Linked DNA regions of Homo sapiens: region 2 is linked to region 1. Evidence: read pairs that join two places in POLR2A ChIA-PET (ENCODE). Cell type or tissue: MCF 10A. All regions are shown on one strand. Each heading gives the region's core, and the rest is flanking DNA. Links, peaks and the distances in the headings are about the cores only.

The links. ChIA-PET counts read pairs that join two places held together with the same protein. Peaks named below come from ENCODE experiments on the same cell type or tissue, not always from the same donor. Only the 100,000 strongest peaks of a DNase experiment are listed, where the experiment ranks them.
Region 2: POLR2A ChIA-PET joins it to region 1 with 5 read pairs; 3 of 35 experiments call an interaction of 5 or more read pairs at or near these places.

The regions. Positions count from the first base shown.
Region 1 is chr10:20,959,534-20,964,922 of GRCh38, forward strand. It overlaps a transcript of NEBL not described here. Among named protein-coding and RNA genes, the nearest start is that of NEBL, 65 kb to the left of the region's middle. In MCF 10A, for the core only: no CTCF peak of the experiment used is centred there; a DNase peak (open chromatin) is centred at 2,788.
Region 2 is chr10:21,041,639-21,047,027 of GRCh38, forward strand. It overlaps a transcript of NEBL not described here. Among named protein-coding and RNA genes, the nearest start is that of NEBL-AS1, 130 kb to the right of the region's middle. In MCF 10A, for the core only: no CTCF peak of the experiment used is centred there; a DNase peak (open chromatin) is centred at 2,873.

The DNA.
Region 1 (5,389 bases), core at 130-5,129:
AGTAATATGGAAAACCTAGTGAGGTAAGGGAAAAAGTTCATGAAGTTGCAGTCTTATAAATGAATAATAAATTCACCAGACCTCAGAGCACTTAACAGCCTCCCTTCTTTAAGAGTTGTTCCCTAATGGTAATATTATGAAGTCTATATTTTTTACAGCTATCCAAACATTTAATATGCCTCATATTGGCTAAGAGAACTACTTATAAGACTGCTACGGCTGCTAACATTAAGACATCGCAAAAAGTTTTTTTTTTAAAAAAAGATGTTGTCTAAGTTACATGCTTTTAAAAATCAGAGTTGTCTAAATAATAGGCTTAATCTAAATGGTGCTTTTTATACTGCTGTCTATATAACATATTATATATGATAAATATAGATTAATACATACCTGTGTGATAAGGGTATTTTGCATAATTAAGAATGGATCTGCAAACCACCTCTGGTATTGAATAAAATGTATATTCCTGCTAATGATAAAGGTTGGTAAAATGATCAGTATTTTTTAATTAAACATGAATATTGACTAAATTTGAATAAAAATTAAAAGGCTTACCTTTGATCAGCTTCAATCCTTATGTTAGCTGTCACATGGATGTCTTAGGTAGAAATGTTTAGTTCTTTTTGAAATAAAATTCAGTGATTGTTGAAGATGTATAATATAACTGTTTTTGGCAGAATTATTTTTTAGATAAACATTTGCCAAAAATAATCCAAAGAAAGAACTGTTATTAAATGTAACTGCCAGTGTAATAGATCATTGATTTGCATTCTTAAAAGCAAAAATAGGTTTTTGGTTTAAGGAAAGAATAAAGAGGAAGAAAAATAAGGCAGTGATCTTCAGTATTCATGACTGATGGATTGCTGGGATGGGGTAGAAAAACTAAGAGACAAATGTCATGAAGTCTTAAAATTCAACTCTTTTTCTTCAAAGGAAATCCCTACTAATATAAAATGTCCATTTAAAGAGCAAAAAACAATGTGTACTTTGCATCCTCCCACTTCCTAATAAATTGTTTAACATGAAATAATTCTGTTTTTGAACTTTAGACATATAAAAAGTATTTTTCTCAAATTATACATAATTCTATCTGCAAATTTTATATGTGTGTATATGTGTGTATATATACACATATTTATATATAAATGCATATATAATATATACACATGTATTTTATACACACACACACATATATACATGTATACATACATCTCATGATGATGACCAAATATCAGTGAGTTTAAAACCACCTGCTAATTAAACATGTCCTGGAAATTAAGGCTACATCAGTTATAACACCTAGATATACAAATTTTAGTGACTTTATAAGTGACGCACAAAATACAGTTCTCGTGAAAAATGGTATGAGTGTTGCCTGTTTGCTCATACTTTTATGTCACTCACACATCTGTTAATTTTCATCCATATTTCTTCTTGGATATCTAACATTGAATTAATTTTTGTGAAGAAAAATACATCCTGACACACTTCATGTAATATTTTGGAAGAAACATAATCACAGGTGTGAATTACCAAAACTTAGAAGAGCTGTTTATCCACCTTTAATAAGTACTGAATTAATACCTCCCTAATACATTTTGAACTTCTCCTAGTCTCCATTTTCTCTTTTGAGGAAACTATATTAATAAACAAGGCACAGCTTCAAGTCCAAAGCAACTACATATATAAATGTTTATTTCAAAAGTAAGATGTAATACCTGATTTCAACAAATATCTAATTCAAAATATGAAATCTTATAGACACCTAGTCGGCAAATAGGAGATCTTAAGACTCCTAACCTTATATGTATATTTTATATGCTTATCCACAGTCAAAACTTAACTTTCAAGTTTCTTATTTTAATTATAAAAGGCCTATTTTGGAAAAATTTGAAAGCTGAGAACCATTCAAAATGGAATAAGGAGATCTTCTATTAGGTAACTAAGCACCGGGTCCTAGATAACTGTGATGGAACCAGAGGGCAGGGTTTACCAGATGAAATTGGCATAGTCTATGCGTGCACTGAGTACTGCTTGCACCCCACAGCAACACAAACACTTCCAAGTCATCCAGCCTCCCTTTCTCATCCAGAAATGCACATCAGAGCCATCATGCTATTGAATAAACAGGCACCTACATTACTGATTTGCTCCTGAGTCCTCTTCAGTCTCTGTAGCTCAGGAGTGTCCGTGACGATGCTGAAGCCCCTCCCTTTGCTTTCTTCAAAATCTCTTTTGTACTTGACCTAACAAGAAGGGGGAAAAGAAAAGTGAACAGAGGGATCACGAATCCCACTCGGGATAGGCTGGGCCAACGAAGCTGCTGGAATTGGAAACAATGGCTAAAAACACAGATCTCAGCCGGAGGTGCAGTTAAGAACCAGAAGGAAACAGCCAGGCTACCTGGTTTGTGTCACAGAAACTCCACTTACCATTTGTGTGACTTTAAGCAAGTTCTTTAACCACTCTGTGCTCAGTGGTGTCATCTGTACAGCGGCAATAACAAACAACAATGGCTATTTAAGAGGTTGTAGGGATGGGATCAGACTACTTGATGCATGAATCTGGCTGACAGAAACAAGTAAGTACTCCATAATAGTTATTATGATTATCACCATTAATACCATTACTACTGTGAAAGGAAAGAAAATGTAGAAAAAGAAAGCTAAATCTTCTTCTCCTCCTGTGCCCGCCTGTCAGTGAAAAAGCCTCATTTTGAGCCTAAACTGCCCTATGGAGGAGGGAGATGAAGAATTGACAGCTAGCCCTGTCCAAGAAGTTTTTATTCAACTTCAGAAGGCCAACATATGGATACAATTACACAATGCTGTATTGCCAAATGGCAAGTACATAAATGCTTATGAAAATATTTATAAAATAGGCCACACCTAGAGATTAAAAAGCTGCTCACACATGCCCTTGGCATACTGTGTGCTGAAGTAGCGAAGATTTTTTTCAGTATTTAAATATACTTCTTTTCTAATTACAACCCAATGGAGCTGAATTTTACTGTTTCCTCGGAGGACTGGAACAGCTAATGCTTCATCTTACAGAACCCCATCTCCTGTTATTAGCATAATGACAATAACTGTCACACCAGTTAAAGATTTGGCTTGTTAATGACTGAGATGGTTACATCACTTTGTTCTTTTTTTAAGCCTAAATATCAAGAAATTTGGAAACATATTTTGATAATCCATAGAATCCCCATTTTACATTCAAAATTACAAGCTTCCAATCAACACTTACATTGATCATTAAAATTAATTAAGTTAATTTAGGGTTGCCTATTCAATATGATTGTTAGTGTAGTGTAGTCTTCTGCAGAAGGTAGAAAAGTTCACTTCGTTGAACATGGAATGGCTGTTTCTGTTGAATCATGTCTGTATTTAAATACCCAATTCTATCAAGCATTATTATCCTCAAGGATACGACAAGATTTTCTTTTACCAGACAAGCTTGAAAGAAAAACACACACACACACACACACACACACACACACACACACACACACGGAAATCTAGATACTCTCATCGCTTTTAGCTTAAGAATACCTAATTCTTCTCTCTGTACTTTCGATTTGTAAAAGCACTAAACCCCTTACTTTATTCCCATAAGTAAAAGGTCAAATAAACTGCAATATTTTTCTTCCACATAAAATGCTGAGAGATTAGCCTTCTCACCCTCCATCTCCCAGCATGGGTAAAGATCCACATGCTGGCACATTCTCAGCGTTTAATGCCTAACTAAGCAGGCAAGCTATTTAGTTTTGCTGGTAGTAAGCACTGGAGCTCAGAGTAGTAAAATAATAAAAGTTAAAAGGATGACAAGGTTGGAATAGCAACAGGCATGAAGACATAGGAAGAAATGCCTGTGAGACAAGTTCTAGCATTCCTAACACCAGTCTCAGAGAAGGCACAATCACATATTATTTTTGTTACTCGTCTGTATTTTTTAATAGCAATTTCCAAAGACAGAGGTGAAAAGAAAAACCAATAAATTCTAGAATCATAGGTATTTTTGGTTTTTTCTTTTTGTTTTGGTAGTGATGGGTTCTCACTATGTTACCTAGGATGGTCTTGAACTCCTGGCCTCAAGTGATCCTCCTACCTTAGCCTCCCAAAGTGCTGGGATTGCAGGTATCAGCCACCACCACACCCAGCCTAGAATCACAGGTTTTGAGCTGACTACTGTTCAACAATCCTTTCCACATTCACAAGACACAAAAGAATCATCTGACTTTGGCTTGCTGGTTGTGTGACTAACTTTGAGAAGTGTACAATCACCTCTAAAAATGGCTTGCAGAGTGTTGCAGGATTCCTATTTCTTTTGAATGGTGTGAAACACAGCCAAGCCTCTTACCCTCTCAGCACCAGTTCAAGCACCAGCCCACCAGTATTTCTTTACTACACATAGGGAAACTCCGAGCCATTCATCAGCTCTCTCTTTTCCACACTCCCACCCACTTTCATCCTATTTACTTAGGTCTAATTTTAAATGTGGTATCAGATGGTTTGTCAGTCATGTGTAGTCTGATTCTAGGAGGCAAGTGGATATAAAAAGAGAACAGAGGACAGAGGGAAATAGCAGGATGTCTCTCTCCAATCTCATGTGGCCCCTTTGCCCTCACATGACCTCATCCAGCCAAAAAGGACACCACATCCACAAGACCCTGTGATAGATCTCGGGAGGGCCACATAATCTAGCAAGCATCCAGAAGCCTCAGCTCTGGGACTCTGGCAGGAATTCTTGGGAAAGGGGTTGTGTCATTTATTTGTGCTGCTATAAAGGAATACCTGACACTGGGTAATTTACAAAGAAAAGAGGTTTATTTGGCTTATGGTTCTGTAAGCTGTACAGGAAGCATGGTGCCAGCATCTGCTTCTGGTCAGAGCCTCAAGAAGCTTCCAATCATGATGGAAGGTGAAGGGGAGCCAGCGTGTCACATGGCAAGACAGGGAGCAAGGGCAGGGGAATGTGCCAGGCTCTTTAAACCAGCTCTCACGTGAACTCATTGTTGTGGGGAGGGCAAAAAGCCATTCATGAGGGATCCGCCCCCATGATCCAAACACCTCCCATTAGTGCATACCTTCAATGCTCAGGATCACATTTCAACATGAGATTTGAGGGGGACAAACATCCAAACCATATCAGGGGTGCTCTTTTGCTATGGTCTGGCTAGTTTAACTGGCTGTAAAAGTGGAGTTGCTGACTACCATGTGGCCACTGTCCAATAATGAAGTCAACACAGAGGCAAGCAAAAGAGTGATTGAGAGAGAGTCCTGACATCACCATCTGAGCACCTGAATTTAACTCTTCCAAAAGCCAGAAATACCAGGTTTGCCCGTTACGTGAGCTAATCTCTTCCTTTTACAATCAAAAGAATTCT
Region 2 (5,389 bases), core at 289-5,288, 82 kb after region 1:
CTCTTTTTTTTATTATTATTGAAAGCAAGTTTATTAAGAAAATAAAAATAAAAAAATAGCTACTCCATAGGCAGAGCAGCGGCATGGGCTGCTCGACTGAGTATACTTATAGTTATTTCTTGATTATATGCTAAACAAGAGGTGGAGTATTTATGAGTTTTCCAGGGAAGGCGTGGGCAATTTCCAGAACTGAGGGTTCCTCCCCACTTTAGACCATATATAGTAATTTCCCGATGTTGTCATACATTTGTAAACTGTCATGGTGCTGGTGGGAGTGTCTTTTAGCATTCTAATGCATTATAATTGGCATACAATGAGCAGCGAGGATGACCAGAGGTCACTTTGATTGCCATCTTGGTTTTGGTGGGTTTTGTCCGGCTTCTTTACCACGTCCTGTTTTATCAGCAGGGTCTTTGTGACTGTATCTTGTGCCGACCTCCTATCTCATCCTGTGACTAAGAATGCCCAACTTCCAAAGCTCTAATGCTAAAAATTACTTACATTTACTGAGCACTTAGTACGGTGCTAGGTACTCCTCCAAGGACTCTGTATTTAACGTCTCATTTAATCCTCCCAACAACCTTATGAGGTACATACTCTCATTTTCCTCACTTTGGGACTGAGGAACGTACGTCTTGGAGAGTACACAGCTAGTGAGTGTTGGATCCAAAAATCTAACACAGGCTTGTCTACCAGCAGTGGGCTAGAGTTGGCTCACACTGGCTCATGGGAGCTGACTGTGCACTTTTTGAGAATTTTATGAGTAAGTTGCTAAATACAGCCATTATTAAAAATTAAATTGTATCAACTTACAGTTAAATCAATGGTAATATAAGCAAAGGTAATAAATGTTCAAATCTCTTCACTTCCTAATTATGTTACTACGTGGTATTATGGTCTCTGCTCTTAGTCACATCTCTTGTATCTGTAAGGGAAAATGCCATCAGGATGTGCCTTTGCACTGTTCTTTCCAACTTCAGATCATGTAATGCCAGCTTGATGGCTTGAAATTTACCATGGTGGGAGTATTTTTCACCACAGAAAATCGCAAACACTGCAAATCAGGCCTTTTTGTTCTCTGAGAGAGCTGGTTTTTAACCATTGACCAGCAAACCTCTGGATTCTTCCTGCAGACCACAAGCTCTTAATGCAACAATTTTCTCTTTCACATGATAAGAAGTACACATTCATTTTGATTAACAAAAACAAATGGCTTTCACAGAGAGCCTTTGCTTTCACTTAAAGAATTAAACCACATGAAAAGTAAAAGTAGCTAACTCCATTGAACCATTTAATTAAGTCCTCTGAGGAAGACTTTTCTTTTCTTCTTCAAAAATAACATTGCCCAAGAAATCAAGGAGAGAAGGTGGAAAAGTCTGCTGTGTATGCAAACAAGAAAGGACAATGCTTCCACCAATATCTCCCTGTAACCTACTTATACAGCTCTTCTAGAGACTTAAATCTGACAGAAGTAGGCCTTTTTCCCTCATATAGCACATTTTGTATCTTAAAAAGGGTCTCAGACGATATCCCAGCAACAGCCTTTCCTCATTACACACTATCTCATAGTACAATGCTTCACATCCAACAGATGGTGGAGCCATTTTTGATACTTTTCTTTTTTTCAATAAAATGGAGCAACACCAACCAGTTGTCATCCTACAAAAAAACAGCCGTCAACATTGACGAATTTAGAAGCAGCCCTGTCAGAATTTTGAAAGCCTGCAATCTTACAAAAATCCAAGATCTTCGAGTGTGCTTTCTATGCACAATAAACAGGATAATTAGCTCTTTTCCTTGAATGCTAAACTTTCTCATTTAAAAGGGACAACTTTAAGATATCATTCTTCAAATTTTAATTTTCTCTTTAACTAAATAGCATGCATGTGACTCAATTTTGTGCATACAGACACACATACATGATTAAAGGAATTCTCTTTTTAACTTATTTATAAACTAGATTTCCTTTGTACTGAAAAAGAACTGCAGATGGGAATATTTTAATATCATCACCTTTCCTAGTGAGAGAGTTGCACACGTTGTAACTGTCACTCCCCAGCAACAGATCTGCCACGCCAAACAATTGAGGTCTCTCAAATATTCATTTTTTCAACAAATAATTAGGATGTATCAAATAATAATCATGTTATATTTATTCAACATAGATGCATCAGACTATGTAACCATATGTAAGTTTATGTATTTGTTTTTATTATCTATTATAAAATTTAAAAAGTTGCCAATTCAGGATGAGAAGAGAGAATTATAAAATGAGTGGAGAGATCCTAGTCTACAACTCTAAATAGATCCACAGTGTGCATATGGCCACCTGAAGCTCCTTTCTACAGATTCGTCTAAAAACAGGGTAGGATATTTCTTCTACAGAAAGCTGATGTTGGATATTATTTCAGAGGAACATTCCCTAAACAATGCTCCATGGAACACAGATTCCACAGAATGTTAAAAAGCCACCATAGGCAGGGCACGATGGCTCACGCCTGTAATCCCAACAATTTTGGAGGCCAAGGCGGGCGGATCACCTGAGGTCAGGAGTTCGAGACCAGCCTGGCCAACATGGTGAAACCCCATCTCTACCGAAAATACAAAAATTAGCTGGGCGTGGTGGTGGGCGCCTGTAATCCCAGCAGCTCAGGAGGCTGAGGCAGGAGAATCGCTTGAACCCGGGAGGCGGAGGTTGAAGTGAGCTGAGATGGTGCCACCGCACTCCAGCCTGGGTGACTGGGTGACAGAGTAAGAATAAAAAAAAAAAAAAAAAAAAAAAAAAAAAAGCTCCTAACTGCAAGATTTCTCAGATTTGGTCCTCTTTTTCCAGGAACATCTTACACAACTGGTACACTTCAGAACATATCCTGAGAAATGCTGATTCATGCAGTGCTGTAGCCAAGTATTTAAATAGGAGAGGGGTGCTTAAAAGAAGAGAAAATAAATTCACATGGCTGTTCACAGATTCTTCCCACCACACTGAGATTTCCAAACAAATCCATTTGCTTTTGCTATTTCTTAAATGTGTTCTTCTTCCTTGCTAAATGGTCAACATCTATGTACCCTTTATCACCCTGCTCAAATGCCCCTGCTCCGTAAGCTCTTCTCCATAATACTGCATGATCCCCCAGCCACAGATTCATATCAGCACTTCTGCAACTCACTCAGGATAATCCATCATGACATTTGTGTGCATGCCCATTGTCCCTAATTGCCGGTATGTTTGTCTAGGGGAGGAGGAGAATTGACAAAAATACTTAATGAATAAATGAATTACTAAAAGACTGATTAACTGAAAGAATGATACAACAAACAGCTCACTGGAAACTAGTGAAAATAAAAAAAGTATAATTGGCTTGAAATACAGGCATTCTCAGAAGAACGTTAATTATAGACTATTTTGCTAAAATGAAAATTCAGCCTTTTTTCTTCAAATACATCCACATTCTCATGGGCCTCCATAAATTGTTAAAATTAAAACTGTATCTTTAAAATTGCTGTATGACTTTGACTCTGTGCCTCTGCTTAAAGTGAGTAATCTTTTTTATGGTTTCTGAATTGTAGGAAATACTAAAGTAAATTAATAGAATCAAAAGAAAATGTATGCTCAGAGATGAAATCTGACCATTCAAGTATTGAACAAACCATAATTCATTGGAAAATTTAATTTACACATTTAAAGAAATATGTTCCTTTTGTTTTAGGTGTCACAATCTCAATCTCGCGATACTAACTGCTAAAAACCAAAAGCATATGCATAAATGTCATTGACTCCAGTGCTCAAAAACTCATAATACACCAAAAACCACTGTGAATGTTCAATTGCTTAAATAATCAATCTACTCTGGTCAAGAAATAAAGGGAGAAAGAAACTGAATAGTAAGAAAACAAATAACCTGATTAAAAAGTGGGCAAAGGACCTGAATAGACATTTCTCGAAAGAAGACATACAAATGGCCAACAGGTGTGTGAAAAATGCTCAACATCACCAATCATCAGGGAAATTCAAATTAAAACCACAATGGAAAATCGCCTCACACTTGTTAGGATGGATGTTATCAAAAAGACAACACATGTTGGCAAGGATGTGGAGAAAAGGAAACCCTTGTACATTGTTGATGAAAATGTAAATTAGTATAGCCATTATGGAAAACAGCATGGAGATTTCCTCAAAAAATGTAAAATAGAATTACTATGTAATCCAGCAATCCCACTACTGGGTATACAGTATATCCAAAGGAACTGAAAACAGTATGTCAAAAAGATACCTGCAATCGCATGTTTATCACAGCACTATTCACAATAGATAAGACACGGAATGAATCTAAGTGCCCGTCGGCAGATGAATGGATAAAAAAATGTGGTACACACACACACACACACGTGTGTGCACTGGAATACTACTTAGCCTTTAAAAAGAAGAAAATCCCGTCATTTGTGACAACATGGATAAAACCTGGAGGGCATTAAGTGAAATAAGCCAGGCACAGAAAGATAAATACCACATGATCTCACTCATCCATGAAATCTAAAAAAGTTGAACTCATAGAAACAAAGCAGAAAATGGTGATTACCAGAGGCTGGGAGATGAGAGGAATAGGGAGATGTTGGTTGATGGGTACAAAACTTCAGTTAGGATTAGTCAGTTCTGGAGACATACTGTACATCATGATGACTACAGTTAATAACAATGTATTTTATACTTGAAAATTGCTAGGAAAATAGATTTTGTAGTGTTATACGAGGTAATACATATGTTAAATAGCTTGATTTAGCCATTACATAGTGTACACATGTATCAAAACATCATGCTAGACACCATAAACATACATAACTTTTGCTTCTCTATTCTAAAAAATAATTAACAAATAAAGGCAGACATATGACTTTTCATTTGTTTTCTGCTTTAAAAAATTTGGATTCTTTAGCGGCAGGTTATAAACCTAACCTCAATACTTTTGTTTTTGTTTTGTTTTTGAGACGGAGTGTGACTCTGTCGCCCAGGCTGGAGTGCAGTGGTGCGATCTCGGCTCACTGCAAGCTCCGCCTACCGGGTTCACGCCATTCTCCTGCCTCAGCCTCCCAAGTAGCTGGGACTACAGGGGCCTGCCACCACGCCCGACTAATTTTTTTTATATTGTTAGTAGAGATGGGGTTTCACCATGTTAGCCAGGATCGTCTGGATCTCCTGACCTGGTGATCCGCCTGCCTCAGCCTCCCAGAGTGCTGGGATTACAGGCATGAGCCACCGCGCCCGGCCCCTAACCTCAATATTTTTATCATTTGTTACTTTGTTTTAATAACTAATGGGGAAGACATCCATTTTGGATGGGGAAAAAAACAAGTATATATATGATTTTAGACCATGGTCTCTTATAGTGTTATA